Linked DNA regions of Mus musculus: region 1 is linked to region 2. A link is a loop called in an ENCODE intact Hi-C map of the cell type or tissue named here. Cell type or tissue: heart. All regions are shown on one strand. Links, peaks and the distances in the headings refer to the core of each region. The heading gives the core; the rest is flanking DNA. Region 1 holds the start of Gm39675 (a long non-coding RNA gene). Region 2 holds the start of Gm39673 (a long non-coding RNA gene).

The links. Hi-C counts contacts between places; a loop is a spot of excess contacts. Peaks named below come from ENCODE experiments on the same cell type or tissue, not always from the same donor. Only the 100,000 strongest peaks of a DNase experiment are listed, where the experiment ranks them.
Region 1: it touches region 2 in a loop (4-fold over the local background); 3 of 42 quality-filtered maps call a loop at or near these places.

Annotation. Positions count from the first base shown.
Region 1 is chr11:31,830,770-31,847,504 of GRCm38, forward strand. It overlaps Gm39675 (a long non-coding RNA gene), which reads right to left and starts at 6,651. Exons shown (of 2, transcript XR_872346.3): 1 at 6,465-6,651; 2 at 1-2,215. It overlaps Gm12107 (a long non-coding RNA gene), which reads left to right and starts at 1,027. Exons shown (of 4, transcript XR_003949654.1): 1 at 1,027-1,083; 2 at 1,604-2,233; 3 at 5,288-5,566; 4 at 7,179-7,445. In heart, for the core only: no CTCF peak of the experiment used is centred there; DNase peaks (open chromatin) are centred at 7,892 and 8,472; H3K27ac peaks cover 5,260 bases.
Region 2 is chr11:31,705,907-31,722,641 of GRCm38, forward strand. Gm39673 (a long non-coding RNA gene) reads right to left here and starts at 9,521. Exons shown (of 4, transcript XR_872338.2): 1 at 7,317-9,521; 2 at 5,613-6,584; 3 at 1,980-2,083; 4 at 1-1,556. In heart, for the core only: a CTCF peak has its summit at 7,896; DNase peaks (open chromatin) are centred at 7,955 and 8,075; H3K27ac peaks cover 1,963 bases.

The DNA.
Region 1 (16,735 bases), core at 3,820-11,819, 130 kb after region 2:
TCAGCATGCTTCACTTGTGATCACACTCTGCCTCCCAGAGAAGACAAAAACAGGGAGCCACTGTTCTAATTCCAACTCAGGGTGAACCAGGAAGTGGCACCGTCCTCACTATGACTTCTATGTGTCCCCTCACCCCCCATCCCCAAATCAGACTGTTTTAGATAAAGGCACTGGCAGTGGCTTCCCACTTTCTAGGCCTCTTCTCCATCTCAGGATAATTTATGTCTTTCCTGCTCACACTAGCTATTCCCGGAGGCCCCTGGCAGCTTCCTGAGACATCTTTGCAGGCACATGGTCTATTTTTGGCCTGGTAGGGACTAGACAATGATTAATGGATGGGAACTTTGGTTTTCTGGCAAGAGAAGCTTCAGTTTAGGCTGGAGAGGCCTTCGGGTATTGATCAGGTGCTCATCAAAGTCAAAGTGGGAACAGAGGTGTGTGTGTGTGTGTGTGTGTGTGTGTGTGTGTGTGTGTGTGTGTGTGTGTGTGTGTGTACATGTGTGCAGCCCTCACATGCATGCCTTGTGTATGAGCATGAATACCACCGCCTCATACTCTTTCAAACTAATGTTTCTGTCCCTTTGGAGTTTCAAGGAATTGTTCCACTTTGCAGCTCTTTAACATTGATGAGACTGTCCTTTACATTTCAAAGAACTGTGGAGCGCAGATAAAAACATACAGCCCATCTCATTTTCATTTAAAGCACCTTACAGGAGCACCTGCCACGTGTGAGATAATAGTGTCTTACCATGCTTTGGGTGAGCAAGATGAAACCGATAGAGTTGCCTCTGACTTCAAGGAAATTAGACTGTCCTAATTTAAGAGGGGAATGGCTGTGATGAATGGGAGCCTGCTCACAGTGATAAGCCCTGACATTTTCATTACCAGCTACAATATGCAAAGTGCATGTGGATGTGCCTGTGTGTACATGGTTAGAAGGCCATTCTTATCTCCTGCCAGTGGATGCTGGTGGTCTCAGATTGCGTTCCCACTGGTTCATAAAACTCAGTGCAGAGAAAAGGCAATCAGCTGGAGTCACGGGCTGTTGCAAAGGAAGAGTGAGCTGGGAGATCGACCAAGAAAGTCTGGGCTTTTGTAGTAACTTAGATTGTGTAAAATGGGAAACAAAATGCTCATTTCTCAAAACCGCTGGAACAATTGCCATGGTTTCTTACTCCAGTGTCCTCGTGGCCAGTTAACAAACCTGTCCCATCCCTTCCCCTCTGGCCGATGCTTCCTTTCTCAGAGTAGTTTCTTTGCTCTCTGAAGAACAGGTGACTTGTCTTTTGTGGAAGGGAGGTTACCAGGAAGAACAGCAACCCTAGTTGGGTTACTTCCTGTTTTGAAACCTAAGGACTTGTTTGCAATCAAAGATGGGTGTAAAGGTAGCGAGAGTCTCTAGTGGGCCCCAAGGACTGTCTGTGGTGTGCAGTAAGTGCACCTGGCAGGGGACTCTCGAACCTGTTTCTCACATAACAGTATGCGCTTTTTGAGAGGCTGAGTTGCTCTAGGTGCACGGCAACATGCAGCATGTGGTGAAGGAAAGGGGGGGGCCTGCTGATAGATGCTGCTCATCCTGTGATCTTCCTTCCTCACCACACAGAGAAGGAGCTGTTGGAGCAGTTGAGAACTTTTTACTTCCTTCAGCTCACAGGAAGCACAATATGGGATTCTCGAGCCTGACACCACAATCACCGCCTTCTTTTAAGGTACCATCATCTTCTCCTGCTTTGATGCCTACAAAAATAGGCTCTGAAACTCTGCCTTCCCCACTCACACCCTGGCCTTTCTGCAACGCTTAGTCCTTGCTGCAGTCAGTTCAGAATGTTACTTTATGACCCGAGCTTGGCTGGCCAGACTGTGACATCACCTGACCAGTGTGACTGGTTCAGGGATGGGCTGGAAGCTAAGCTAGGAGATAATTATAACTCCATCCATTAAGCACTTACTATGTGCCAGACACGTAACATCCAGCACTTCAATTGGCTCTCCAAGCAGCCTTGTGGGGTCAGCACTCTTCTTGCTAGAGGGGCTAAATGACCTGTCGAAGGAACCTGATAAGGTCACTGTCTGAACCCGACTCCAGGACTCCAAGTAGAGACTTAAGTGTGAGAGTAGACATCAAGTGTTCTCTGGGTGTTTTCTTCAAGGAGATTATCCATTTTAAGTGTGTATCTTCCAATGAGGCTGGCAATATGGTGTGACAGAGGTCAACCTGGAAAGAGAAGAAATTGTAAGGCGGATGGCCATCCGGAACTTGGGAAATTCATCTCCTGCTCTCCTCAAACATCAGGGCAGCATGCATACCCTTTATGCTCTCTCTCTCTCTCTCTCTCTCTCTCTCTCTCTCCCTCTCCATTCCCCTCCCCTCCCCCTCTCTCCATCCCTCTCTCTCTTTCTTCCACAGATGATCACCATATTATACATCTTGATTCATTGATCATTTTTCCCAACTGAAACTGATGTGAATGTGTGTGTGTGTGTGTGTGTGTGTGTGTTCATCATAGTGTGGGATCTTTGAGATCCATTCCTTTCGGTTCAGGGTGAATCATGAAGGGTCTCATCATTACTCATGCATATAAGGGGCTGACCTTCGAGAGGAAGGGCCTATTGTACCCTGGGATCTGAGTCACAAGGGTCAGGGTAAGAGGTGCATAATCTCTATAGGGCAGAGACCTGGCTAACCCCATCCTGATGGGACTGCTGGGCTCAGAAACTACTACCCCAAATGAAGCCTCAGAGCCAAGCTGTTCTTTGGCCTTCTGTCTCTCTTTGGTCTGTCACTCTGTCCTGCTGAGAGCCTTATGAGCCAGAACTACTTCCATGGGTCAGAGATCCTTCCCCAAAGTCACTGAGAAAGTCTAAAAATACTATTCTAACCTTCTTTCTTTCTACATGACAGCAGGTTATCAAACCAATCAAGACCCTCATTCCAGAGAGTCCTGCCCTATCCCAGAGAGGAGGAAATTCCACAGGGAGGGGCTTAGAAGGTTCTGAACCCAGGCTTGGCTGGGTTGTCCACTTGGTCTGTTAGCATTAACTCAGCCCCATTCATGTTGGCATTCTGCTGTCTCTCCTTTATTGTGTCTGAGCATAAAAATGGACAATTCTCTCGAGGGCTTAGAGTCCTAGACGACCCCTGTGCCTGCCAAACTCATAATTACATCAGTGTGTTACCCTTTCTCTCGTCACAGTGGTGTCTACTGAGATCGTGTGGCAAGAGTGACTGTCTACTGCTCCTCTGCTGGGAGGAAATGCCAGGTCTCAGGTCTATCGGCCTGAACTCTTTTAGATTGTGTGCTCAGTGAATTGTAGCTCAATGAATTCACTTTCCTACTGAGAAGAGTTGATGTTAACACTCAGGACTATTGGATAGATTTAGCCTTCTGAATATGAACACACACAGTTGCTGCATCCACAGTATAGCCTGCCTTTCTCCACACACTCCCTTTGTCAACGGAGCAGTATTATTCTAATAAAATGGTTGCCATGCAACTGATGCTGGTTTCTTTGAAAACTTGACCATACACATGAAGCATACGTTATATGATATCATAAAAGTCCATAACAAAGTACTTAGAAGTAGTCAGAATCACAGAGATGATAGGCAGAGTGAGGCAGAAGGTGAGGCAGGGAGGTAGCTACACTTTGGAACATATAGTTTCAATGTGTTTCATGAAATGAGTCATGGAGACATGTTGGTGATGTTTCAGCAATGTCAGAAATATTGAATGCCACTTGAAATACATACTGGGCAATACTGACTTTGAATTTTCCAATTGCTTAAATCTATTTGGATTTCAGTAAATGAATAGAAAATAAAATAAAAACTCTAATGTGTAGAAAACTTTACATGCCAGCAAGGGATCACAGAAAATCTCACAGTGATGAAGAAAAATACACAGTTTGCAACATTGAGAAATATCATTATTTAAAAAAAAAAGTCTTTGTACTGGGTGTACTGACTCACACCTTCCATCCCAAGGCCTGGAAGGCTGAGGCAGGAGGATTTAAGCTGGAGCTACATAGGAAGAACCTATCAAAAGCCACGTGGTTTAATTTGGCCTTCACCTGTGACCCATGAGGAGCTGAATAGAAACACTAGATCTTGTCTCTTCTCTCACTGTTTTTCAGTGTTAAACTGTGAGTGACGAGGTTCTTAGCCTTTTCTGCTTTGATGACAAAAATCCATCAGCTCTTTCATGTCATTTCTGTATTTAAGTGCACTCAGTTCCCTGCACTGGGTCTTCATCCTGCATTCTAGAATTTGCTTCATGTCTCTTAAGAATCATTACGATGATAATTTACACAAATATTTTACTATAAAATATTTTGAAAAATCGCATTTGATTTTTCTAATAAATTTGTATTTATGTGTTCTGGAGAACTTAGGAGTCTTAGGAAAGCAAGCATTATTTTTGCCATTTCGCCATGCAGAGAACTATGATCAAAGACCTGGTTTATTTCCATTATATCAAAACAGAGTCTCATTGTGTAGCCCAGGCTGATCTCAAACTCTTACTATCCTCCTGCTTCAGCCTCTCTAGTCCTTCAAAATGTGAGTACGTGTATATTTGTTTCCTTAAAATAACTAGCATTATTGATGTTAAATATGTGGGCTATTTTTTGTTCCAATTTCTCCTGCAAGATTAGTATGTGCTTCTTTATGTGGTATATATAAATAATGTATGCATGTATATGTTCCAGCCCCATATTCTCTCTACATTTCAAGCACTGTCATGTTCTGGCTCCTACGAGGCTAGGAAACTACATGTATGGTTCTGATAAGAGCTAGACTCACCGGATAGTTTGTTTACACCCTATCGACCCTCCTGTCTCAGCAAATTCAACCTTTTTTCCTAATCCTACTTGACAAGTTCTCTGGCTTATTGTAGTTCTGCAGTGTATTTGGTTCTATAAGTGCAGTTTTGTATTGATTATTGCAAGTGACACATGGATGTGAGCTAATTTTATATTGCATGGGTAACTAACCAAAATATTAAATTTTAAAAAATTGTCCTAACTGCCTAATCTAGTGCAGATGATAGCAGAGTGGAAGGATGTCAATGTCAGAAAGAAACAGATACAGACAGACAGACAGACAGACAGACAGACAGCTGCTGATGGCTGTCTGTCTCTGAGAGTCTAGATGATTTCCTTCCTTCTGGCCTGCGCATCTGTCAGGCCTCCTGAGCACTCCCTGGATTCTTGAGTCCCATTTTTTACGTGGTTTTCTTTTGTTTTCAGTGCAAAACCCTCCCATGGCTCTACTACCTTTACCTTTCAGGGTTTCCCCCAGAGTGCACCAGGGTACTTCCTGAGTTGGTGACACCCCTCCATGTGGAAAGAAGAGCAAACCAAATGACAGAGACAGAGTGAGGCAGTGTTGCCATCCAGAACAGAAGGAGAGGTCCCCTCCTTTCTCCATTTGTGCCCAACAACTGTGTCTGAGGACTAACAGGTGTCAGACACATTGGAGGCTCCGGAGATACAGCTGTGACAAGGCGGACACAGGGCCCCATGCCTTCAGACTCACATTCTGTAGGGACAGGACGCCAAGAAACAGGTGAACACAGAAATGGATGAAGTGGCTTTAGATCATGCTGAGTGTTGTACAGACTAGATGGGGGCATCACACTGGAGAGAGAGGTGGCGGGCAGCTCTGTAAAGGTGCGGTAGTCTGCAGGGTCTTGTGGATGGCCTTCATGTACAAGACTGCTCTGGAGGAGGGTGCCTCTTAACTCTTCCTGAAGTGGTAAGGGCTCTGGGTAGAGGTGTGGGCAATGAGGTTGGAAAGACAAGCAAGATTTCCTATTCTGTCACCTGACTCTTGTTCCAGAAGCTGGTCATGAACTCAGAAGTTTTTCAGACCCAAGGCCTCAGCAGTATGGGCAAGGAGCCTCTGTTCCTCCCCTGCCCCTCCCAAGCTCAGACCCTTTCTTGCAGCTCATGTTTAACCTAGCCTTATTTTTAGCGTCCAGCTAGCTTTCCAGCTTTGCCAACATCCCCTTCATGAAAGAAGAGACACATTTCTCTTTGCAGTGGGGACACACCTGCCAGTGAGAGGCAGCATGGCAAAAGGAAGAAGCATTGGAGTGACAAGGGCAAGATTAGAGCCTTTGCCAAGTCTTCAAACTCAACGCCATGTTCAGTCAAAAATATCTCACTTGGTGATGGTGGCAAATGCCTTTAATCCCAGAACTAGGGAGGTAGAGGCAGGCAGATCTCTGAGCTTAAGGCCAGCCTGGTCTACAGAGTGAGTTCCAGGACAGCCAGGGACACACAGACACAGACACACAGACACACAGACACACAGACACAGACACACAGACACAGACACAGACACAGACACACACACAGACACACACACACACACACACACACACAGACACACATACACACACACACACCGAGAATTCCTATATTGAAGAAACAAACAATAACAACAACAACAAAAATCTCACCTCTTCCAATTAGGGTCCCAATTAAGCAGCCGTATCACTCACCCTAAGATCTGACATGAGGAGAACGGCCACAGAACTACTCTTCTGTGCAGGTGTTCCTCCTTCCATTTTGTGAAGGGCTTGTCTTCTGGGCATGCCCATTATGGAGGATTAAGTTTTACACAGTGAATCCACTCCAGCATTGCAATTTCCCTTCATCAACACTAAGCCAAGGAAAATTTGGCATCTCCAGCTCCTTCTCAGTAGGCCATCTTTTGACAAATTTGTCAGCCAACCAATCAAATGCTTGGCACCATTTTAACTATACAAGCTTCAATATCAAACTGGAATCTCTGCTCAATGGGCTATATCAACAAGTTCGTACTGATTTAGTTTTATGTTCCTTCCAAAATTATCCCACACCCTTAAAATCCATTCCCACACAAATTTTCCAAATGTATGCTTGAATGAATCAAAAAATTTAAAATTTTAGGTACATAGCATGCTTTGGAGTTTTGTGTCTTAACATGGTGACACAGATCTGGACCTTAAGAAGTATTCATGTTCCATAGTTAATAATGAAAGATTATGCCTAAAATTCCAATTTCTAAGTCCATTTGGAGAAAAATAAGAGTACGTTGCCATCCTGTGCTGGTCAGTGGGTACTAAGTGGTGGCAGCTTCCTTTGGTTTAGATGGGCTTTCTAACCTTCTCAAGCCCTACCACTCTCCACAGTCTCACACAGAAACCACAAAGATTGGCAGCCACCACCAGAAGTCAGCAAGAGGCAAGGAGATACTTGCTGGAGTTTGAGAGAAGAATATGGCCCAGCTGATACCTTGACTTGAGGCTTCTGACCTCCAGAAATGGGAGCGAACGTTTCTGTTGTTTTCAGGCACCCGTGTTTGTAACAGCCATATGACACAGCTTTGTCTTTGGATCTACAAGAGACTAAAGTCTTTCAAATGGAACCAAATAAACTAAATAATTGATTTTAACTGGGCAAGTTTGAGTAAAGTATTAGAAGCAAATACATACTTTTGGAAGAGTCTAGAAAAGGTCTGATTTCTTCTAAGTTATCTTTTTCTTATCTAGATCTGAACTAGTACTAATGAAGTCTAAGGATGAAGGGGTGGGGGTAGGGGGTGGAGAAATGGTATAGGCTGTGAGCAGACACGTCATGCGCCCTAGGCCCAGCACATGATCAGCCCTATGGTCTCTCACAAGACTCCAGAGGAAGAGGTCTTACGGCAGATGTTTCACAGAAAGAAAACACATAAGGAGTGCAGCAGGGTGAGGGATGTATCAAGGAAGTGAAGTTGGCAGTGAGTCTATGAGACACTGTTCCACTGAGGGACACAGAGAGGGGCAGACACGTGACACCAACCGGGCAGGAGGGAGGAAAACCTTCAACCTCTGTCTTCTCGTGCCAGGGCCTCCCATTGGCTGAACTGGCAGGGAGCCCAGAGGACACAGTAGCTGCAACAAAGAGAGGGCGAAGGGCAGGGAGAGGATCCAGGGAACCAAATGGAGAATTTCCAGGGCAGCCAGGAATTCTTCCTTCTGAGCTTAGCGTTCTCATCCCCACTCTGCCAACAGAAGATGAGGATGGCAACCTGAGAGTGGCTGGGGGAGGGGAGGGACACTAGGTTGGTAGTGAGTCATAAGACCCAGCGGTAACTCCTTACAAATACAAATACACAAATAAAGGACCAAGGGACTGAACCAGCTCTCCTAAGGCATGCATGTTACTGTTTTCCCCAATGATAGACTTGGATGAACTATGCTTCAACTCCCTGTCATAAAAAGCACAGAGGGAATTGTACAGCATATTAGAGATAATTAACTTCAGCCAAATCAGGGCTGCCAGAATTCAGAAAGGACAATCTTATCCTAAACGGGCACTGAGGCTCACGTACAGGAAAGAAAATAGAAGGCAATTGATTCAAAACATTCAGTACCTCGCAGCCTCAGGAGGTTTGAATGGAGGCATTAGTGCCTGCGACTAAAATAGCAGGTTCATCTGGCCGCATGTGACAGGCTGGGGAGAATTTCCTTGGCCATTGTGTAGTGGCTCAAAGTGGTGTCTGTTATCTAGGGACTGTTAAAGCAGAGGCAGCAAGATGGAGCTTCCTTAGGGCAGCTGGGTTCTGATGGGGAGATGACACAAGGCATCTCTGGGGAGCTATGTCTCAGCTCTCCTCTATCCACAAAGACTGAACGATGGCACATCTGCCATGATGGGCTGACAGGGTCGGAGGCAGCATTGCATCCTCAGAAGCAGCAGAGGCAGGAGAGGAAGCAATACTCAGGAGCTTTGCCTGTGTGCTGTCTTAACCAGAGAGGAATTCAAACTTAGGTTGTTCTCAGCACCCCACCATATGACTCAAACACATTAGCCAGGCTCTTGGGGCATGGTCTTGGCAAGCCTTAAAGAAACAGTGTTGCTGTACTATGGACAGAGATGTTAAGATCGCCTGTGGGTGTCTGGGGCTGGCCTCCGAAGGTGAAGGATGCTGGAGACCCACTCCTTCAGAAAAGGCACCAGAGACATTCTCCTTTACTTTCACATGGGTCTCTATATCCATTGGTACCATGGGGGGACGTGGTGCTGCTGGAGCCTGAAGGGCAGTGGTACAGAGGATCCCTGAGCCCTGATGGCAGGCCTGAGCAGAGCTGTATCCTCCCACTGCCTACCTTTCCACATCAGCACTTGCAGCTCAGTAAGATGGAGGTGGCCTTCTTAAGGAGGCCATCTTGAGCTTGGCATTTCTACTTCTTTCAGTGTGGGGGGGTGGGAGTGGGGCTTTGGGGGGGCTGTTCTAGCTGGTACTCAGCTTCAGAGCGGTGTGACACTATTTCCACACATGACTCCTACTGATCCTATGGTGTCCATCAGGTCCCGGTCAAAGTTATTCCTCCCTGTTAACTATGTGCCTCCACCTATCACTCTATCCCATCCTGTCTGCTTTCTGCAGAGGCCCTGGGTCTCATTTGTGTCTCTTCTTTGGAAATAGCAACCCCTCCCCATATTACTAGATGGGCCTGAGGGCAGGAGCATGTCTGTCTTCTTCTCTCCACATCTCCAGGATTTAGCACAGTACCTAGCATATAGTAGGTACTAAATAAGTCATTTCAGAACCATAGGCAGACGGCTGGGGTTCTAACCCAAGCTAGATGCTTTTCAGATCTCTTTATCTGCCTCTTGGGATTCAGGTTTCTTGGCTCTCCAGCAGTGCCTGTTTCTGTAGCTCATGGATACAGCTTCCCTGGCACATGCTGCCAACTATAAGCATGCTTTCTTTGCACATGAACTCCTAAGAAATAGACAAGCAGCACTTCCACCGGGGCTGCACCTCATTTCAGGTTTGGAGACTATATTCTCTAGGCCAAGATCTTGGATACTGACCTGAAGGGCCTTATCATCTCCCTTGCCACCTCCCCTCTCCCTACCAATTCCTCTACCCAATCTGATCCTAGGGGAGTAAACTGAGGCAGCAATGACATCATGAAGCCCAAGAATTATCCAGAAAATGGGAACTGAGGCTCAGATGGAGAAGTGAGCTTGCTATAAGCAGTAAGTAGTTGATGGAAGAGAAACTGAGTTCCCTTTGGATCCATATTCCGTGCTTTTTCCAGTAGACTTCACCAGATTTTATCTCTAGGGTGAACCAGAGCCCATCAGGATAATCCTGTTGTCTCAGCTTTCCCATCAGCAGATTGGGTGGTGCTCAGTCAATTTCTGTATGTTATGTGTGTGTGTGTGTGTGTGTGTGTGTGTGTGTGTGTGTGTGTGTGTGTGTGTGTATGTGTGTGGGGGGTGGGGGGGTGTGCGTGCATACAGGTTCACACTCCTTAGAAGTCTGTGTAGAGGTTGACATGAGGGTAATAAAAGCGCCAAAGTAGCTTTCCCTTGACATCTAGGTTCAAAGATCAAACCGGGAGTTTTGTGATTCGATCACTATAAATACACAGATGTGTCCTTCACAGGATGCCTGGTGTGAAGCGCCCATTGTCTGTTGGCTTCTCCACTGGGCCATCTATCTGTCCCCAGCTCCAGGACATCTGGTGCCTGTGGTTGATCCATTAGCAGTCCTGCCTGTCCCAGAGCAGAGCAATCCAGGACACCATGAAATATTTACGCAGTCTTGACAGCAGATAGCTTCCTTTAACTGGATTCTGTTAGGATCATGGGTTGGGTTACAGATGAGGCCTGACCAGCTAAGGCTGAGAAGCTGAAGGCCTAGTGCAGGATTAACCACACCCAGCAAATGGACAGAGAAACAAACAACAGCTATGGTTCCCTTTTGAAAGATACATGGATAGAGAGCTCAAATGTTGGTCTTGCAGACCCCTAATTTTTAAGTCCTTGGTAAGAACCAAGGACTTACAAATCCATCCCAGACTCTGGAAAATCACAGTCCTGAGTCAGATCTGGGTTCCAATCCAGCCTGGCCTATTTCTAGCTCCTATGGTGAATTACTGCAGTGGGCCAAGACTCGGTTTCTTAGTGTGTGAGTTGGGGAGGAGCCACCTTACCTTCCAAGAATGCCATGAAACTTAACTGCTGTAAGGTGTGGGGAGGTGTGTGGCAGGCACACATGTTTGTCATGTTATGTTATGTTATGTTATGTTATGTCATGTTACGTCATGTCATGTTACGTCATGTCATGTTATGTTTCTCTCCTCGCTCTGTGTTAGAAGGTACAGCTAGGGCATGGTCTGGGAGGTGGAACATGACTGTGTTCAAGGTCACCTTCACTGGAATTTAATCCATGCCATTGGGCATCAGAGCACAGTACTAAGTGTATTTTACGAAACAACAAGTCTGAGGAACAGTTAATGCTCAGAGGTGTGAGTTGGGTACTGTGTTAAGTGCTTTGTCCACCATGCTAAAGGATAAAGAGTCATAGAGCACACTGGCAAAGCCTGTCTCCTAAGAACTGATGGCCCTCACCATGCTAAAGGATAAAATGTCATCACAGCACACTGTCTCCTAAGAACTGATGGTCCTCACTGGCTTTGTAGGCAGACCAACCCTGACTTCAAGTTCAAGGCTATAAAGTAAATTGTTTCAATGGGACTGAGGAAAGCTGGTTGGGGAGTATATAAGAGTGCTTTAGAGTCACAATAACGAAAATTATTTTTCTTGTAGAAATGCCAACACTGAAAGTGTTTTTATAGCTGCATGTTCATGGCCATAAAATCCAAATTCTCCCAGCTCCCTTAATGTTACATCATGTTGGGCCTTCCCTTTCCCCACCAGCTCTGGTACAGGGAAGCATGCTGCCCCCCTCTTACCCTCTTTGTCATCTTTCCTCACATGTGATGATGAAGTCTCTCCAACAAGGCCTGTGTATGTTCACAGCTGCAGCCTTTCAATTTGTTGCTCCTGTGGTTTGGTGAGAGGAAGAGGGACCCTATAAAGCCAACTGTGTGTCATTTGTAAGACAGACACTCAGTGCAGAAGAGACGCTTATAGTTAAATGGCTGTGGTCTCTCTAAGCAACCTGGCAGCCACAGCCCAAACTCTAAAGTCCGAGCAGTCCACTTCTGCTGAGAGAAGCAGATCCTCTGGGCATTATCCCTGTTAGTGCAAAGCAGGGTGCAGTGGGACAACACTTTTGATTCGGTGGTAACGCTGCACATGGGGTCTGTCAGCCTCTATATAAAAACAAAAAAACAATAACCAAGTATCTAGAATCTGGATGACTCCTATCTCCATTTAATAGCCCAGGGGGAGGTAAGAGCCTTCTGAAGCTCACACGGGAGGAAGCAGTGGGGTTGAAATCTTCTCCAGAGAATTACATCATGTTCATTCAGGGCAGGATTCAACGCCAGCTCACACCCAACTCCACCACACAACCTGCTGGCTCCTATCACTTGCCAGGGATGATTGGAGATATTAGAATATGGCAGTGAGCAAGAGGGGCAGACCTGTGCCCCCAAGGGGTTCCCTTTGAGAGAGCAAAAACAAGCAGGCAGGTTCTACTTGAGATGAGTCTTGCGGTAAAAATGTTCAGGTCTACAACAGGCAGAAAAGATGAAAGCACATGGCCACTGTAGTAAGGGAAAGTTCCTCTGGGAAGGTTCTATTTATGACCCAGAAGCTGTGTGGCGAATAGGAGTCAGCCATAGCAAGGACATCAAGGGTGAAGGTCCAAAGGTTAGAACTAACTCACACTGGGACACGTGTGGAAGCAGGAGCAGCATGACCAGAAGGGCATAGGATGATGGTGGACAGAGGCTGACACAGGGTCCAAGTAAAGAGATAGAACATCAAGTTGAGTTCAGGCCTGGAAGGTTCTGGCATGGGGGTGACAAATCAAAATGTATTTAGACGAGCCTTTGATGCTAGTGTGTCTGTGTCTGCATGCGTATGCATACATGTGCGGATGTGCATGCTTATGTGCACTGAAGTGGCACATAGGAGGCTGCATAGAGATCAGGGAAGCAAGGTGACACTGCTTTAGGCACCAAGGCAAGCAGGAGTGAGCTCTGTGTCCTAAGATAGGGGAAGATGTGGGATCCATTTGGAAACAAAGCCATCTGGACTCAGAAGGCTTGGAGATGAACGGCAAGGGAAGAGAGGACACTCAGAATGGCTGCCACACTAATGATTCCAGTCTTGTGCCTTGAACACAGCAGGTTAGGTATAGGGCTGTCTGCCTGGGCCTGTTGTAGCACAATGTGGGAGCACTGAAGAGCCCTGTTTCAAGACAGGCATGCCCCGCCTCTGCTCACATAGCAGGCAAGACATATCCAAGATAACACTCCTCTCTGCCCAGCGTCTTCCCGGAACACCAGCCAGCCAGGCCCTGCAGCAGCCAGGGTGCTGCGCTCTCTAGATTGGGTTCCTGGAAAAACTGTTCCATTATTGATAAGGAGCCCTCCTGACATCACAGCAAGATGAAGAAGCGTTTCTTTGCTGCCCTGCAGATCTGAGTTCTCTGGCTCAGCAGCAGGCTGGGGAAGGGACAGTTTAACCATGAAACACTGTCATCTGAAAATGCCAGAGAAACATAGCATTGTAATAACTCACATTTGCTGGACACTTGCTCTGCATCAGCCATCTCCTTCCAAAGAACCATGGTCCTAAGAACTCTTAAGACAAAGGGCCAAGTCCTCCCCACCTCACAAGACTAGAAAACTGAGGCAAGGGGAAGCCAGGCAAGTTGCTCCAGGTTACCAAACTTGAAAAGGGAAGGGCCAGGATTAAACTCTACACATATGGCTCCAGTTTGCGGCACCCCACTCTGCTGAATGGTCCCAGCCCATGTGAGAGGTAGGTCAGAAGCAGAAGGTGCTCTCTGCCTTTCCTAACGTAAAAGGAATTAGTTCGAGCTAGGGGGGCTGCTATGTGGTAGAGCATTAACCTAGCACGTGCATGGCCCTGGGTTCCACTCCGACACCACAGAAACATGAGTCAATGAGATGAGATGCCATGGAGAAACACTGAGCGAAGGCCATTGAGCCGCCTGCTTCACTCCTCTGAGTAAGGAATCATGCCTAAACTGGGACAGCTAGGAAGCAGAAGTACTGGGATCTGAACAGAAGTAATATAACCTGAGGGCAGAGACTCCCCAACTCCACTGCACATTCTCATGTGTGCATACTGCACAGAATATTAGTGTCTCAGTGAAGAGCCCCCTCACAAAGCCCAGTCGAATAATCACTCCAGAGTTGGGCTCCTGATGCCCTGCTGCTCCTTAAGTGTCTCATCCTCTGACCTGGAGTCAGTGACTTTCTTCTTGTAACCTCAGAAGAGAGCCTAGATCCATTCCTCTAACATGCCAGTGTGCTGCTTGGAAATACTGGCTTGTTCCTTTTTAGTTTGCTGGATCCCACACTTTTCACCCCCCCCTCCTGCCTACTGACTTTGGCTGGGCACCTGCAGACTAGTGTGAGGCTGGAGAAAGATCAAAAGGAGAAGCAAGCTGATTCTCAAGGCCAGTCTCACCTTTGCTATCTCTGTGGCCTGTTCTTTCACCACTCTCCTCTACCTACCATGTACACCATCTAAACTGTCCCAAAGAGGAAGCAGTCCCAGCTCTGACATACATGATAAGCTGTGTCACTGCTCTGACATGCATGATGTGGTGCATCACAGCTCTGACATTCATGATAAGCTGTGTCACAGCTCATACATGCATGATGCGGTGCATCACAGCTCTGACATTCATGATAAGCTGTGTCACTGCTCTGACATGCATGATGTGGTGAATCACAGCTCTGACATACATGATAAGCTGTGTCACTGCTCTGACATGCATGGTGTGGTGAATCACAGCTCTGACATACATGATAAGCTGTGTCACTGCTCTGACATGCATGGTGTGGTGAATCACAGCTCTGACATACATGATAAGCTGTGTCACAGCTCATACATGCATGATGCGGTGCATCACAGCTCTGACATTCATGATAAGCTGTGTCACTGCTCTGACATGCATGGTGTGGTGCATTACAACTCTGACATACATGATAAGCTGTGTCACTGCTCTGACATACATGATACGCTGCCTCCTACTCCCATATTCTAGGTCAGGAAATGTGAGAGTTTGGGCCTGGAAGGGGACAAAGAAGGACTAGATGCTGAGCTGCCTTTAACTAGCTTCCTGCTTGGAAAGGAAGGTAAGGAGTAACCTGAGACAAGGGCTGCCCCACAGGGCTAGAGAAAGAGCTCTAAGGACTCAAAGGAAGAAGAAACACTTGTCATGCAAAGCCTTAGGTTTTAGAAAGCAGTCTGGAAATAAGACTCTCCCTGCCTGCCTCCCTATCCCAACCCCACACCACCTACCACGGTCAGGAACATGATTTTCTAGACCAGATCCAAATCTTCTTTGAATCCTTAGTAAAATAAAGCAAAAAATGATGAGCCTAGGTCTGGTCCCACCCAAGGACAAGAGCCAGACAGGCAGATATGCCCCGAGAACAACTCCCTTATCACCGCAAAGCCATTGTCTCCAAAACACAACTAACATATATGGGGAATGGGCATATATGGACCCTCATGTATCATGTATCATGTATCATGTATGTCAGAGCTATGCGTGCCTCCTCTTTGGGGCAGTGTAGACGGAGGACACAATAGGTGAGAAGATAGAGGTGAATGCAGGTTGTGTTCAACGGGGAGCCGCTTTCAGTATTTATCCTCTCTTTACAGTTTTAAAGTTGTTTGTCAGTGGTGGGAGGCAGTGCAGGCATGTGGACCACTGCTCCTCTGTGCAGGTCAAAGGACAAAGGACAACTGTTGGTTCTTCCACTAGGGATCCAACTCAGGTCCTCAGACTTCCACACTTCCACACTACTCAGACATCTTACCTGCCCCTGTTCTCTCTGTCTCTGTCTTTCTCTGTGTCTGTGACTATGTCTCTCTGTCTCTGTCTCTGTCTCTGTCTCTGTCTCTGTCTCTCTCTCTCTCTCTCTGTGTGTGTGTGTGCGCGCGTGCGCGCGCGTGATTCTTCTAAGACAGGTGGATGTCACTGGCAAATATTTTGGCAGCTCCATTTCAGATCACCCAAGGGGGATGCACTTGACAATTTCATTTCAACCATTCCTCAGAAGAAACTGCCAGCAATGTATGTGTTCTGAATTAATGGAGAAAGCCAAATGTGACATCACCAGGCTCTTGTCTCTAAAGTAGAACCAAGACCAGCGCCAGCATCCACCTTACTGGATCATCGCAAGCTCATGCCGCATAATGGGTTCTAGTTAGGCAGACACTATGAATGCTCTTGTTGGCAGTGTGCTCAGAGGAGATGAGCAGTTTGGGCATCAAAGACATTTAGACAAAAAAAATAAGTGCTAGTGTTCTCCAGCACAGGGGAGGACTGCACCTCACAACGGTCCATTGTCTGGTTTATGAATAAGTAGTGGAGAGAAGCTCAAAGGCCCCAAACAAAATAATGACAGAAAGGGAAACAGAAACTCCCTGATCAGTTCACATGGTGTGCATGTATTGAGACATCACACCACAGCCCCTAATTATGGACAACTATGTTAACTGAAATTATTTTAACTCGGTTTTAGAAAGTGGAATGACAACTGCCAGCAAGCCAGCACACTCAGTGGTAGGCTCAGAGATGCACAAAGCACGCTGCAGACTCTGGGGGACTCATTCATGCCGTCAGCCCATGCATATGCATGAAGTAACTGTTCAGTGACCAATCCAGAGACGGCTTCAGAACAGAAGAGGATGAAACATTCAATCAGGGAAGCAACCAAAAACCTTATTAAAACCCACGGTCTGCCTCTTTTGTCTTTCCGAGCCTTGGTTCCAGTGTTTATAA
Region 2 (16,735 bases), core at 3,649-11,648:
CAGGAGGGCAGCCACAAAGCACGGCATTAAAGGTCTATGTGGTAAAAGCTTGGTCCCCAGCAGGTAGAGGGACCTCCAAGAGGTAAGAACTAGTGGGGCGTCTTCAGGTCTCTGAATGTGCCTGAGAGGAATTGTGGGCCCTGGTTTCTCCCAGTTCTCTTTCTTACTTCCTGGTCATGAGATGAACAGTTTTCCCTGCAAATACTACCCACAAGGATATGCTGTCTTTCCAGAGGCCCAAAGCAATGGGGCCAGCTGATCATGGGCTGAGATCTCCAAAACTGTGAACCAGGCCAACAAGTTTCTCTTTGTAAGTTGGCTCTCTCAAGTGTTTTGAGATGATGGGTGCTCCAGGTACCTATCAGACTCTCTCTCTCTCTCTCTCTCTCTCTCTCTCTCCCTCTCTCTCTCTCTCTCTCTCACACACACACACACACACAAACACATGCGTGTGTGTGTATCGAAACACTACTCTGTACCCCATAAATATGTGCAATCACTACATGTTAATTTGAAGTTGGAATCAATTCTTAAAAGGAAAAGGGACAGTGCCTACAGTGGGCAATTGATATCTTAAAGGAATGGAATTTTCAGGTTTTTCTAAAGAAGCCAGAAAGAATCAAACCTTTTGTCTTTCTGGCAGCTGCTGACATACCATCAGCATTGTTCTTACCCATTCCTAGATGTGTCCCTCTGACAGGAATTTTTCTTAGCTGCCTCTCCAGGCCTTCTAAGACCCAGGAGGGTGCTGCCCATGGTGTTAACTCTCTGGCCTCGTGGGTTCTTGAGAATCTCTTGGGCAGCCAGCACATGGGAAGTACTAAACTGCTGCCTGGCTAAGAAAGAGTGTTAGACTTTTGGTGGGAGACCTCAGTGTCTCCCAAACATCTGGCCTTCCTCAGACCAGCTCCCTTCAATAGCAGCTTAAACTTACTTGTGACAGGAGACCTTACAGCAAGTTGAGTCCACAGTAAAATCATTGCAGCCCATCTGTACTGGCTGGCTGTATGTCAACTTGACACAAGCTGGAGTTACCACAGAGAAAGGAGCTTCAGTTGAGGAAATGCCTCCATGAGATCCAGCTGTAAGGCATTTTCTCCATTAGTGATCAAGAGGAGGGCCCCTTGTGGGTGGTACCATCCCTGGGATGGTAGTCTTGGGCTCTATAAGTAGGCAAGTTGAGCAAGCCAGGGGAAGCAAGCCAGTAAGTAACATCCCTCCATGGCCTCTGCATCAGCTCCTGCTTCTTGCTTTGCTTGAGTTCCAGTCCTGACTTCCTTTGGTGATGAACAGCAGCATGGAAGTGTAAGCCGAATAACCCCTTTCTTCCTCAACTTGCTTCTTGGTCATGATGTTTGTGCAGGAGTAGAAACCCTGACTAAGACACCATCCATCCCAGGGAGTCAGTCAGCATTGCCCTCTCCAATCCTGATCTTTTCATTCAACACCATGGAAACCCCAGAACTCTATCCTTCCCAGTTCCTTGGACCCATCACTGCTACATCTCTTAGTGGTGTCACATCTATGCAGGTACTGGATAGACATTTACAGCAGATCTGCAACAAAAAGGAAAATGTGGGGTGGGACTGGAGGCAATACCTGCCCTGATGAAGCTCCAAGTGTCAACTCAAGTAATTCCAGAACCAAGAACTTGCACAAACTTTGCTGAGCATTAGAAAGGGAAAAAGCCATGAGCCAGGAAGGGAAAAACATGGCATCTGACTTAGTCTGGTTGTTGGTGGGTCACCATGTAAGTCTGAGTGGATTCTTAGGGAGGTTATTTAGCAGGGAGTCCCATGATCTGGTTTGCAGAGTCCAAGTATGACAGGGCAAGATAGTGTAGGGGTTCCTCCATCTTGTATTCTTGCTGAGGCCATTTCAGGTTTGACTAGAATTTGATTTCCCTGATAGACAGTCCCATGGGAAATTACCCCACTCTATTCTAGGAACCCAAGGTCAAGATACCCCAGCTAACTTACCTTAGGTTCTGTGAAACTGCAAACTTGTGCAAACCTCCCTCTCCAGCTAGCTGCTTATCTTATCTTCTGTTAAACTGCTTGCTTGCATAAAGTCTCCTCTGTAGCTGCCAAGAGAGATACCAGAATGTGGTTTTTGCCTTTAAAAACCTCTTACTCTAAATACTTGGTTTTATACTTGGGTCCTAAATACCTGTGTATATTCTCAATTGGCTGGATTAGAAACTTTCACTTGGGGGCTGGATAGATGAGCACCAACCTCTCTTCCAGAAGTCTTGAGTTCAATTCCCAGCAACCACATGGTGGCTTACAACCATCTGTAATGAGATCTGTTGCCCTCTTCTGGTATGTCTGATGAGAGCAATGGTATACTCCTATACATAAAATAAATGATTCTTAAAAAAAAAATTATGCTGGGCAGTGGTGGTGCATGCCTTTAGTCCCAGCACTCGGGAAGCAGAGGCAGGCAGATTTCTGAGTTTGAGGCCAGCCTGGTCTACAGAATGACTTCCAGGATATCCAGGGCTATACAGAGAAACCTTGTCTCAAAAAAAGAAAGAAAGAGAGAGGGAGGAGGGAGGGAGGGAGGGAGAGAGGGAGGGGAAGAAAGAAAAAGAAAGAAAGAAAGAAAGAAAGAAAGAAAGAAAGAAAGAAAGAAAGAAAGAAAGAAAGAGAGAGAGGGAGGGAGGGAGGGAGGGAGGGAGGGAGGGAGGAAGGAAGGAAGGAAGGAAGGAAGAAAGAAAGGAAGAAAGGAAGGAAGGAAGGAAGGAAGGAAGGAAGGAAGGAAGGAAGGAAGGAAGGAAGGAAGGAAGGAACTTCCACTTGGCTACACACTGTGTCTGAGTGGTCATATCTGTTAGGCCATTCCTATAACAAAAGCTCTCATTGGCTTCCCTACTAGAGACTATGTAGGTAGAGGCACTCTAGCTTACGCAGGGACAGTGAGGCTATAACAGCAGGCCAAGAAGAGAAGGCATGTGCTGACAGCAATGATAGGCTGAGATATGGGTGCCCTAGCTATATTAAAAGAAGCTAGTGCAGTTTCAGAGAATAAGTGGGCAGCTCTGGGGCCTGTCGGTGTCTGGCTTACATACCTGGAACTGGTGGTACCCCTGAGACAGGGAGCCCTGGATGAGACATACTTAGAGCAGGCATCCCAGAGGGCAAGGGGAGAAGATTCCATATCCCAAAGCCTTTCTGTCAGCAGGCAGCTTTCCAGGCTGCAGGTTCAATACCTTTGCTTTTGACCAAACACTTCATGAACTCAAGGACTAAGTTAAATGCTACTTGGACACATGAAAGGAGGACAGGGCTGACACCCTGATGGAGCATTTAGACTGGGAGGGAAAGAGATGGTCAAAGCTTAGAGGGCTTGAGTGTGAGAGTCAACCAAGCATCTTGGAACAAAATGGGAGGAGGTGGGGGCATGAGTCTCTCTCTCTCTCTCTCTCTCTCTCTCTCTCTCTCTCTCTCTCTCTCTCTCTCTCTCTCTGTGTGTGTGTGTGTGTGTGTGTGTGTGACACACAGAGAGAATAGAGAGAGAATAGAGATAATGTGTACAGTGGAAATGTGTATGTATGGGGATGTGTGAGTGTAAGAGAATATGTGAGAATAGTATGTGGAAATGTTAGAGTGTATGAGATTGCTTTTGTGAGTGTGTATCAGAGTGTGAATGTGTGGGAGTATGTAGGAGTGTGTGGGAGTGTGTGTGAATGTGTGGGGGTATGTAGGAGTGTGTGGGAGTGTGTATTATGAGTATGTGTAAGTGTGTATGAGTGTGTGAGAGTATGTCTGAGTGTGTGGGAGTGTGTGGGAGTGTGTGTGAGTATGTGGGAGTATTATGAGTGTGTGAGTGTGTGTGAATGTGTGTGAGTATGTGATTGTGTATATGTGTATGTGAGTGTGAGTATGTGTGAGTGTGTGTGAGTATGTGTGAGTGTGTGTGAGTATGTGTGAATGTGTGGGAGTATATGAGGGTGTGTGGGAGTGTGTATGAGTGTGTGGGAGTAAATAAGAGTGTGTTAGGGTGTGTGGGAGTGTGGGAGGGTGTGTAGAAGTGTGTAAGGGTGTATGAGGGTGTGTGGGTGTGTGTGGGAGTGTGTGAGGGTGTGTGGGTGTGTGTGGGAGTGTGTGAGGGTGTGTGAAGGTGTGTGGGAGTATGTGAATATGTGTGAGGGTGGGAGGGTGTGTGGAAGTGTGTAAGGGTGTATGAGGATGTGTGGGTGTGTGTGGGTGTGTGTGGGAGTGTGTGAGGGTGTGTGAAGGTATGTGTGAATGTGTGTGAGGGTATGTGTGAGTGTGTGAGAGTGTGTGAGGGTTGTGAGAAGGTGTGTGATGGTGAGGGAGTGTGTGAGAGTATAGGTATGAGACAGCATGAGAGAGTGTGAATAAGAGAAAACATAGTTGAAGGAGGTCCTTGTTTAAGCACTGTGAGAGTGGAAACATGAGAATACATGGCTTCCTGTGTGCATCTGTGCATATGTGTGTGTACTTAAGAGAAAGCATGAAGCAGACAGCTGATCCATGCATTCTCTATCCATGTGTGAAGGCGTGAATCTGACTGAGAGAGGGGACAAGAACAGAGTAGTTAGGCTAGCCCGACCAACGGGCTATTCCCAGAATGAGAATGGCCCCTATAGGCTCTTATGTTTGAATGCTTGATCCCAGTGGGTATGACCTTGCTGGAAGAAGTAAGTCAATAGGAGTGGGCTTTGAGGTTTAAAAAGACTCATGCCATTCCTAGTATGTTTTCTGCCTCCTACTTGCAGTTTGAGCTGTGAGCTCTTAGCTATTCCTGTTGTCATGCCTTCTCTTTGCCATCATGGACAGATCAAACCCTTCCTTCTCTAAGTTGCCTTAGTCTTGGTGTTTTATCACCACAATAGAAATACAACTGAGATAGCCACTATCTCCAGTGGGACAACACTGCTGTATGCAGCAGGGCCATGGACTCTAAGCTCCTGGGAAGACCTGTCACCCTGAGCCTAGATGAGGTGATAGCAGCTCCTGCTCTATTGGGTTTGCATGAGAGTTAAGTGACTCACAAAGTTCTTCCTAGGACCAAGCACATAGAAGTGCCCAAGTCACCGACAGTGGTGTTACAACACCTTTAATCCCAGCACTTGGGAGGCAGAGGCAGGTGGATTTCTGAGTTCGAGGCCAGCCTGGTCTACAGAGTGAGTTCCAGGACAGCCAGGGCTATACAGAGAAACCCTGTCTCAGAGAAGAAGAAGAAGAAGAAGAAGAAGAAGAAGAAGAAGAAGAAGAAGAAGAAGAAGAAGAAGAAGAAGAAGAAGAAGAAGAAGAAGAAGAGGAGGAGGAGGAGGAGGAGGAGGAGGAGGAGGAGGAGGAGGAGGAGGAGGAGGAGGAGGAGGAGGAGGAGGAGGAGGAGGAGGAGGAGGAGGAGGAGGAGGAGGAGGAGGAGGAGGAGGAGGAAGAGGAGGAGGAGGAGGAGGAGGAGGAAGAGGAGGAGGAGGAGGAGGAGGAGGAAGAGGAGGAAGAAGAAGAAGAAGAAGAAGAAGAAGAAGAAGAAGAAGAAGAAGAAGAAGAAGAAGAAGAAGAAGAAGAAGAAGAAGAAGAAAGGAGTGCCCAAGTCAATAACCCAAGCTCTCCCATCCCCAGCAGCCCTGCTGGAACCTGGGTCTCACGCTCTCCTTGCATTGAGTGCTGTTTCAGTGGTCAACATCATCCCAGAAGCTCTGAAAGACTCGCGGTGGAGGGACACTTCACCCACAGGTATCTTTCTGGTACCTAACACAGGTTGGCACAGAGTGGGATACAGCAAGCATTAAAAATGAATGACAAATTGTAAAACAGTAGTTTCTTTGCCTTCTCTTCTCCCCCATCTTTCTTCCCTGTTTTCATTTGACCTGGATCCCAATAGAAGGGCTGGTCTTTATGTTAGTTAGCTGAGTTACCTGAGCTCCCTGGTAGAATGAAGGTAGTACCCAGAACCCGGACAAGAAGTAGAATTACTAAGACAGACCTGAGGTTCCCTCAGACTACATGGCGTGCTTAATGTCTACCAAATAGCAAGCACTGTTTCTGGAGCAACTGGGGATAGTCTGGGCCCCAGTAGCTCTCACATTGAGCCCAGTGACTTGCCCTCAGAAAACAAGCAATAATGATAAAAAAAAAGTGTTTGTTTGTTTCCAGAGTAGCTACATTAGGGAGAGAGATGGGGTGTCAAGTGCCCCCCTCCCCTGAAGTCCATCTTTGGGGTCTTGAGATGAAGTTTTAGTTTAAACAAAGAGCAGAGCGTGAATAACTGAGGAGCCCTGGGGAAGGTCGGGTCCAGCCATCCCTGAGCCATCCTTGTCTCTGCTCCATCCTGCCTGCTACTTGGCCGTCTGACAGCTTGTCAACACTGAGTGAAATGTCCTTCTGGGGACTAGAGCCCCCTCAGCCTTTTCCTTTTCCAAGCCTGAGGCTCCTAGGGCACTTTTAATTTCTTGGAATCCACTATTTCAGTATTCTGAGAGCTGGATATGGGGGCTTCTACGTCCTTTGAGCCTCCTCATTCCAGCTGTGGTGGGTTTCCAGTTCGTCTGCATCTGCCTCTGCCCGTCATCACTTTCCTCAACTCCGGACTTTTGAGAAAAGATTCATCTTAAAAAAGGAAAAAAGAAAAACAAGAATGTCAAGGCTCGTTTTTACTTTATATCATTTAAAGATCTCATTCCTCATCCCAAGCCCCCAGATGAGGCCTGCTGGTTTCTTTCTATTCTGCCATAGTGGCCAAGTCTTCGAACTTGTTTATTGCTGTTGAGTTTGAGATGTTAGCAGACAGTGTCCTTTTGCCAGATGTACTCTTAAAATTGTCAAAGAGCTAAGAAATCCTTATAGATGGATGCATGACAGCTTTCCCCGCCCCTTGCCCCCCCCCCCCCCGAGCCTAAACACCTACTGTGGCCTGAGACCTGTGATCCTTGTCCTCTGGGCTAAGCCCTACCATATTTTCCGAAGCTGAGGCTGAGATTGAGGCACCAATATGAGAAAAAGAGGCAGCAAGCAGCTTTGCCCCCTCCACCCCTCCATGCTCCTTTCTCTAAGAAATTGCTCTCTTCAAGCAAGAGAAACACAAGCTCCCTGAGAGTGGACGGGTCTACGCAAAGAGGTCTGTCTGCAGGAGAGGGTAGCTCACTGAGAAGCTAAGAGGCCTGTCTGCAGGGGAGGGTAGCTCACTGAGAAGCTAAGAGGTCTGTCTGCAGGAGAGGGTAGCTCATTGTGAAGCTGCATTTGTCTGAGTGAGACAAAGAAAACTTTTTTTTTTAAAACTGGGACACAGGAAAGAGGTTAAGACAAGCTCATTGCTTAGAAATGAGAACAATAGGAGTCCACCTGACCCTGGCATGGCCATCAGCGTCCACTCCTGGGCGTCCGAGCTTGGCACAATTATCCTGCAGATCATGATGATTCCAGGGGACAGCGTTTTCTGGTTTTGCCTGTGACTTCCATTTTCTCGTTGCTGACAGAGCTGTCTTTGTTGCTCTTCCTCTTCTGAACGACAGCTTCTGGGACTGGCTTATGAAAAACTGGCCTCCCACAAAGGCTGACGGTCAAATGCAGCAGCCAGCTCATCTTAGCTGCTTCCGTGAGAACTTCTCCTACAACTCATGTGGCTTTTCTTTTTTCTTATTCTTTTTTTTTTCCTTTCAATTTTCTTTTTTTTGCCTTGGAAATGGGCTTCATGGCTATGGTAGGCAATTAAATTTCCAAGCTGGAGAATGCCCATGTCCTCTGCCAGGAACTGCTAGAGCAAGCAAGCCAGGCCACGGGCTTTGAATACTTGGCACGGAAGTGGGGCCTCTGATACACACAGTCTCTCCCAGGATGGGCTTCCCAGAGGAGTGTGTTTGTCTTTGTTCTGAAAAGGAAAGTCCAATCCCATCCCAGCACTAGCTACACCACAATCCCAGAGCTAGGTGGCACCTCCTTTCCAAAGCTGGGCAATTGCCTGGTTCGCTAAGTGTCACCGTTGGCACGGTGCCATGGAGGGTTGGCTTCCAGCATGCAGGTCAGTTCTCAGGCCTGCCACTCAGCTCTCCTCAGTGGCCCCAGCCTTTGGAAAACTGCTATCTCTCAGAAGAAAGGAGAGCCCTGTGTTCCTGACCCAGCCTTCTCAAGCTGCTGACTGAATCACGGGGTTTGGGGCTAGCATCTAATTTCCAGAGCTGCTGTGAGCAAAATGCTAACACTTGTTCCAGAAGCAGGCTGGTGCCCTGGCTGTAATTCTAGACTGGGGGCCACTAGAGAGGAATCCAGGCTTGGTAGATTATACGTGCACGAGGCAGGGCAGTGGCCTGAGCCTTCCTGCAAGGGAAGGGACGTGTGTGGATGAGAAGGTCCTGAGAACTCATAGGTGCTTGGATAAAAAGTGGGACCAACTAATATGAAAGGAAAACGCTGGAGGGCTTCTCTGAGGAGTGACCTTCTAGGCAAGCCCTCCTGGGACAAGGGGCCTGTGGCTCCTTTAGGAATGGCACGGAAACTGGAAGGGGCTAGTGAGGGGTGGCAGTAGAGATGAAGTAGGAGCAACAGTGTTAGTCTGAACATTCTGTGATAGCTTTAGAGCTAGGAGAAGGACTAAGCTGGCTTGTTTGAAGGTCTCTGGTTTCTTGGTAGGGAGATGATTGGAGGAGGTGGGACTGTTTGTGGAAAGCTGCTTCAGGCCCTCGCTGTATCTTTGACAGACAGAAGGCATGGTCCATGAAAGAATCTGGGCTTCCTTCTCTAAGACTTCCTTCTCTGCTACACCAGAGGCACTCTGGACACTAGGACAGGACAGTAGAGATCACCTGGAGCGGTCATTTATAAGGATGGAGATGTCTGTCCTGCCCTGAGGATCTCTGTTGCAGCCTGGAGAATACTCTCCTTCTTGGGGACACTTGCATAGTTTACAGGCAGCAATACCAGACCCCTCAGCAGCCACTCTTACCAGGGCCTGCAGTAATCTGTGTTAACTGTGTAGTCTGAGTTCCTCTTACAGGATAGAATTTACTAATGTGTTATGCAGAAGAAAAAAACATTTCTCCATTAACACCAGCCACTCCGGTATACCAATAAGCACATTAAGAAAAGCGTAAAATTCTTCAAGCTGGTCTAAAGCAGCAATAAGAGAACTATGTATGTATGTGGGAAACGGAGGAGAAATGGCTCTCGAGCCCTTGCCTATTCTGAACATGGAGAGTCAGCTGTGAGGGACTGACAAACATATCCAAGCAGAGTTTGCTAGGCAGGTCTCAGAAAGCGCCTTGTTCTGTGTCAGAGATCTCATTCCTTGCGTGCTAACAGCCTGGTAGTGACCAGCCAGTGACATCAGAGAATGGTGTACAGTCGAGCAAACCCCTCTGCAGTGTCCATTTAGGGGGTGAAAGGTCACATGAGTGCTTACAACAGGGTATGGTATATTAGGCAAAAAGCACGTGCCTGGCTTCATGGATGCCCAGGACAGCAGACTAATTGTCTATATAAATCATCACTGATGAATTTAAAACACCTCAGGGGGCTGGAGGATGGCTCTGTGGTTAAGAGAACAGCAACCACACGGGGGCTCACCTCTGTCTGTGACTCCAATTCCAGAGGATCCAATGGCTTCATCTGACCTCTATGAGCACTCTGTGTATATGGTACCCAGACATACATGAGGACGAAACATTCGTACAAAAACAAACAAACAAACAAAACAATGACAACAACAACAAAAACCAAAGCATGTCAGATACTTGCACACAACCTGTTTCACGGAATTCCAGAGTGAGCATCAACTTCTTGAGCTCCGTACCCATGGAGTCGGCCGAGTGTCGAGTGAACATACTTAGGAAAACCCAGTTAAACAAACTTAAGATACAAGATACAACATATGCCTATAAAGACACCCACAGATTCGTTCCTCTAGGTAACAGACACATGCGTTATGAAAGAGGCTATACACCTATTGTTTTTCTGGTTTTAACTATGTCATTGATTTTTCAATGTGATGGACCAGTGCATAAAAATATAACTGATAATGAAAGTGTAAAACTCCATGTGATGCTCTAGAATGGCTGCTCTAACTATAGCTGTTCATTGAGATGGATGGACTTTGAAGAGAGAGAGAGAGAGAGAGAGAGAGAGAGAGAGAGAGAGAGAGAGAGAGATTGAACATAGAATGTCACAGTCATAGGTGAATAGGGGACTTAACTGCTGCCCAGTCAAGGGCTCTGTGTCTATGTGAATTGTGAACAACCAACAGTAGGGAAGTCCAGGCCATGGAAAGAATGCTGTTGTATTGGGAATACCTGCTGGGACCTTGGCAGGAAACAACGTCACACAAGATTCTGTAGAAGAGCTCTGGACTTCAGGTATAGATTTAGAAAATGAAGAGAACAGTGCAGTTTGAGGTGGCTCAATAAACCAGGCAGTTTATTGTGGTGCTAGTTAAGTTTTGAGTTATAATAGCCAGCTCCTAACCTCTCATGAGGTGGCAGGACATTCCACACCACGTGATTTAGTCTGGGACAGCCTGAGTGACAAGCAGCACAGAGGAGCCAGGTACTGGGTAAATCAGGGGCTGTGGAGCTATAGCATGGCATGAGAGAGCTGCGGGGGGGGGGGGGAGCTTGGCCTGGTTTCCTCAGGATGTAGAGTTTGGCCTCTGACAGTGACCAGTGTCTTAGAGGCAGGTCCGTGAACTAACATGACAGAGACAGACATCTCCACCCCATTTCCCCCAAGCCTGGGTTCTAGGTACATACTGGGGTTCGAAAGGCACTTGCTGAGTGACATCTCCTGGTTCTTGTGTCCCAGAACAAAGACTCAAACTGGGGACACATGGATAATGATTATCTATTAACACAGCATAAGGCATTCTCAAGGCTGGGACAAATTCTGCAGTTAGATTCTCTTACATGTTAATCTTGATTCTGCTGGAACCTCTTGCTGGGTCCTGTTCTCTGACATCGCCTTGTATAGAAGAATTTCTTACCTCTGTCTCCTGCTCTGTTTCTGTAGAGGTAACAGACAATAGAATCTTAGGGTCCAGCAGACAAGCGTCCTGAACTTCGGCTTCTGTTTTTAGGAGCTACTAGTTGGAAAGGATGGGGCTATGCCTCGTGGCCTGCAAGTCTGCTGGTGTCTACTTGGGGACCTTCCAAGGATAGTAGCCTCTTTTTTCTCTCTTCTCCCGGAAGTGGCCACATTGAATACATCTCCTTTTTCTGCTTCTCAGTGTTCCTCAGCATACTGGTAGTGGCTGATGTTCTCATTGGGGGTTGCCAAAACCCTAATAGCTGGTTACACCGTGGGGACAGGAGGCACTTAAACTCTGCTCTGAGGCTTGGGAAGTGCTGAGTGACTTTTTAATATTTTTTCTCTATTTCCCACTTTGTGGCAGGAACACGAACCTACAAGTAACTTTAAAATTGCTCTCCAGGAGCCATTGGGGTTTGGTGTTTATTTAAGCTGCATTAAGGTAATGAATTAATTAATGCATAAATTAATGCATTAAGGTAATGAAGATTTTTAATCTTAGTCTTTTAGCTTGAAACAACTGTGCCAGGTCACAGGACAGCCTAATTTTAGAGATGAGCCCAGCAGTGTCTCCGGTCTGGCAGGAATGAATGTTAGTGATTATTATAAGGTAACTCCCCCTTTGCATACAAGACCATTGCAACAGTGGTCCCCGGGAAATTAGAATTTCCCCAGAAGTCTCAGTCTGGAAGAAGGAAGCATGATGCACACCAGTGGGAGAATTTGGATCTCAGAAAGAGAGTTCACACAGTTCTGAATATTTGTCAGACTGCTTTGAAAGACCAGAGAAGACAGACCATGATTGGCAGACTCTCACTTGACCAGGACTACTAAAGTATGGATTCCTCTTGCCTCCATAACAATCACAACCTCACATCAGGATCCCAGTGATAGACTCGGGGATGGAGGGGTCCATGGGACTCTTTGTTTCTCCTCCAACACTGGCTAAATCTCTTTTCTCTGCCTTTCAAGATGACATGTTTAATTGGCCTCTTGAGGACGGATGGCTGGGTCTAGCATGTTAGGATCTGGGCTCTGGCTCTAACAAATCAGGGAGAAGAACCACCCAGGACTGGTTTGCATTGTGGCACAGACTTGAGCCCTGGCACTGCCCCCACCCTTCAAATACATACACAGCAAGTGGCATTCAAAAGTCAGAGCCTCCAGGTAGCTTCTCACTGGAGATCCTGAGTGGGTATCAGAAATGCTGGCAGCACATCTCCAGTGCACAGGTCTATTAATAGCTGGGGCTGCCTCCTGTAGCTCCCTGGGCAGCTCTGCTATTCTGTTCTGAGCACTTCTGAGTCCTCCCTAGACCCCGTTTCCCCCTTATTTCTTCTTCACTTCCTGCTTTCTGTCCAGCTTGTCTGCCCTGCCTCATCTCTTACTGTCAGCACTAATCAAAGGGATAGCAGTGGGAAACGAGATGCCTCACCCCATGAAAGAGTCCACCAAGGCAGTGTGTGCTGTCAGAGGTCACCATCATCTTGGCCTGGAAGTGGCCTGTTTACTAAATAGAAATGATGACATCAGTCAAATGTCATTGGAAAGCAAATGCCCAGAGCTTGGACAGAGAGAGATGGAGGGTTTCTGAGAATGGGTCCCTCCCAGGTCTGTATTACAAAATGTCCCATGACTCAGCAATACTATAAGAGGTCACTAGACAAATGCCAGGCTCCGGCCCATTGCTCTTTCTTGGCCTGGTTCCCAAGGCTGCCAGGCCTCTTCTCCCATTCCCTTTGTTCTCCATACCCATCCGCCCCTGCCCCACTTGATCAGAAGATGTGTAGGCCTTTTAGAAGGCCTTTCTTCCACTCTTCCCCTATCTGTGACAGAAAAGGCCTGTCCTTGTGTCAGAAAGCAATCCACCATCATTACACTCCAGCCAGAGACAGGAAAGGCAGGGTGATACCCCGAGGCATCACCTGGAGGATGGATGGGACTGGATCCTGTGCAGAAAATCACAGGAAACAGTCACTGCCTTGTTTTCCACAGCATGAGATAAGGCCAGGGCAGGCTGTCCATGCTGCAGCTCAGGAAATCAGCACCTGAAATAGGAACCTAAACTCCATGGCCTCAGATGAACTGGGCTGGTTAGGTTCTGTTACATTTGCTCAATGGCTTTTCCACAATGCAGGTGAACCTTGGGCAGGCAAGGGTCCCAAGTTTCACCTTTAAATTCTTCTGACAGTGAGGGTTGCCAATCTATCACCTGTAGTGTCCCCTCAATGTCAGCTGCCTTCTATGTGGGGCTTTTTTGTGAGCAGTCAAGTGGTTTCCATAGTTTTTTGGGATTCTTCTGCCCGGCGTTTGTCTGGATAACTCCTTCCAGCCCAGAAGTCTGGTTGTTACCAGAGTTGTCAGAGTCTGAGCCTGGGCCCTGGCAGCCCTAATATGCTAGCTCAGCCGCTGGTTCTCAATAGGTCCAAAGTCAAACAGACATGCAATAGTAAAAAAGCAGGAAACAACGTATTCAATGTGGCCACACTAGAAGAGGGACAGTGACTGGCCCCTATCAAGTCCATCTGTGGGGTCCTGACAAGAAGCTTAGGATTAAACAGAGGCTGAGAGGTATGAAGTCCTGGACAAGTGGGGTTCCACCAATCATGGCCCATCACTGTCTCATCTCTGGTTGTGTAAAATGCTCTGTCACATGTCAGAACTGAGTGAAATCTCTCCCTGGAGACCAGTTCCCCCTCTGGCCAGCACTGATCTTCAGCCTCTTCCCTCTTCATCCAGACTGAGACTCCTAGGGCACCAATTCTTGGGGACCATGGTTTCACTAGCCTGATATCTGAGCATCTCTTTAGAATCCTTGGTTCCTGCCACAGCAGCTACAGCTCACACACTCAAGGCTCCTGTTCATCCACTGTGTGTCAAGCGTACCCAGGGAGACCCACCCTGCTCTCAAGGAAGCCTGGTTGAAGGGAAAGGCTAATGAGCTTCCTGTAGGGATCAGGATGACAGCAGAAACATGAATTGGATGGGGTAGGGAATGCTAGAGGGTGGTGGACGCCATGGGAACGGAGTGCTCATGCTGTCCAGGGATTGGCAAGCTACTTAGCCTCAGTTGACTGTTACTATGTCAGAATGACTCTGGGTTTATTTACCTAGGTTTCTAAGTAAAGCCATATATCTGGTGTGTGTATGCGTATGCACACACATGCGTGTGGAGGTGCACAAGAGGAGTACATTTGCACAAAAGGTCAGCTCTGAATGTCATTCCTCAAATAGCATTCACCTTTACAATTTGTTTTATTTTTTCGAGACATGGTTTCTCTGTGTAGCCCTGGCTGTTCCGGGAACTCACTCTATAGATCAGGCTGGCCTCGAACTCAGAGATCCAACTACTACTTCTGCCTCTTAAGTGCTGGAATTAAATGTGTGTGCCACTATTACCTGGTTAAAAACTTTAAATTTATTATTAATACATGGATACGTGCACGTGGAGATATGAGGGCAGTTTTGTGGAGTTGGCTCTCTCTTCCACATTTCCACCCAGAATGTCAGGCTTGAACAGCAAGGACCTTTAGCTAGGGCCACCTTGCCGGCTCCCATCTTCATTTTGTTGTTGTTGTTTGTTTTGTTTTGTTTTGTTTTGTTTTGTTTTGTTTTGTTTTGTTTTGTTTTGAGACACGCTTTCTCACTAGTCTTTAGCTTGCTCTTTCAACTAGGCTGCGCAGAAAACCCTAGATTATCTGTTTCTGGAACCTAACATCACCATGCTTGGCCTTTTTAATATAGATTCTGGAGATTCAACATTCACACTTGCAAGGCAGATCTATTACACACTGGGCAGATTTATTACATCTCCTTGGCCCATGGTTGGAAGTTTGTACCTCCTTTTTCTTCTTTTAATACTGTATGGGCCAAATGAACTATGCCTGTAAGGATGTACGGGAAGCATCCTGTAATAATACAAGGTAAGAGCTGAGATAGAGGAAGTCTCAGGATCCATGTATAGGGAGATGCTGTTGAGCCTACCCACATGGAGAAGTAGGAACATCTCAGTAAAGATAAACTGAGTCTTGAGCGACAGTTGTGCTGGCACAAGGCATGACATGGTACATCCTTGAATGGCCATACAAATCATTACTGCAGACTGGGCAAGCCTCCCCCCAGGCAAGTGGTGACTTAGAAATGGCACTGTGCATGCCCGTAGAGCTTCCATTTCTCAGCCTTCCTTGTAACCCAGTGGCCATATGACTGATGAGGTCTCTGTTCTCATAGGAGAAGGTTCATATTCTTCCCACCCTGGTCATTGGTAATGGAAGTGTATGGCATGAAGCTGGTTAAATCTCTTTGGTTTCTGTAAAAGTGCAATATATCCAGCCCATAGGGAGGTTGTGAGGGTGAAGGGGATCTGGAAGGGAGGAAGAACTGTGTCTGATGTGCTCTGTCTCCCTGGCATTCTGCCTGCCACATTATGTCTCTGATAAGGCAGAGAAGAAAGAGAGCAGGAGCCTGGCTCCTGGCTCCTGATGCAGTCCTGTGCTGGCAGGCATGGATAAGTCAGTCAATTGCCCTCTGGTCTAAGCTATAGGATTTTGCAGAGTAACATAGACCAACTGGGTCCTTCCTGGTTTGTGGGAACCAGGTAAAAGGGCCTCATATTTCTACAAATACAAACGTGGTAATTTGTAGAACACACCCATATCCAGGCATAGGTGGCTTTTGGAGCCCTATGACTTGTGAGCTCAGATTTTCTCATGGCAGCGTGGTCAGTACCATATAAATGATGTCTCAGGAACTGGCTCTTTCTTTACGTCCCAGTTGTCAGCAAGAGCATCTTTACCTGGTGAAGTATGGGTAGGCTGAGTTAGCTTTGCTGAAAGGGTTTACTGCTAACCCTGCCCAATGGAGCAGGGCAGGGGAGTAGCAGCCCTTTTTTTCCCCTGCCAGGTCTTCCTGCCAGTCCAGGAACATGGTTTCCCAGTTGCCTCAGAGGTTCCAAAGCAAAGAATTTTGTTTACAGCATGAGGAAGTTCCTCAGTCCCTTAGTCCCTCAGTCCCTGCAGAGAGGCCTCACCTCTCCTGTGCTGCTCCTAACTCGAGTGCACATGGCACTTGCACTGTTCAGCCATCCTGGGAGACATCCTGCTTTTACTGTTGACAGACTTTAGCTGAAGGATGCGCCTATCAACACCACAGAGGCAGCATGGAGGCCCTGGGTACTTCCACTCACATCTCTTCCCTGGCCCTCACTCTGGTCTTGCAGCCTGATGTGATAGTGAGGCTGTTCTCAGCACTCCCTTCCACTCCCTTCTCCCCTCTCCTCTCCCAGTCCCCCCGCCTATATTAGATATCTATTCTTAACATCTGTTCTACTGTAATAACACACTGCCATGTTCTTGAAAGAAGAGTTAAGGTTTTTGTTTGTTTTGGTTGGGTTTTTTTTCAACTTAGGAGACACATTCACATAAAAGAAAACAATGCTTTGCTAGAGTTAAGGCCCAGATACCAGGAATATATTTTGTTTGGAGGTAGAGGCCTCTGTGTGACTGTCTGGTTCTATTCCTACACAAAACAAAGAGTCAGAGTGGCACCTAAGAGTTGGAGAATGCTGGCCTTCCCCTAGCTCCCTTCCATCTCTGGGAGGGAGGAGAGAAGGTACTTCCCATGGCAGTCTGGATGCTTCTGGTCTCATGGGAGCACAATGGCTTTTTCAGTGCCTTTGCTTTTTGCAAGTGAGTGAACTACCCAGAGCTCCACCAGAGGACTGTCAGGCCTAGTGCCTTTTCTCCTTTGAC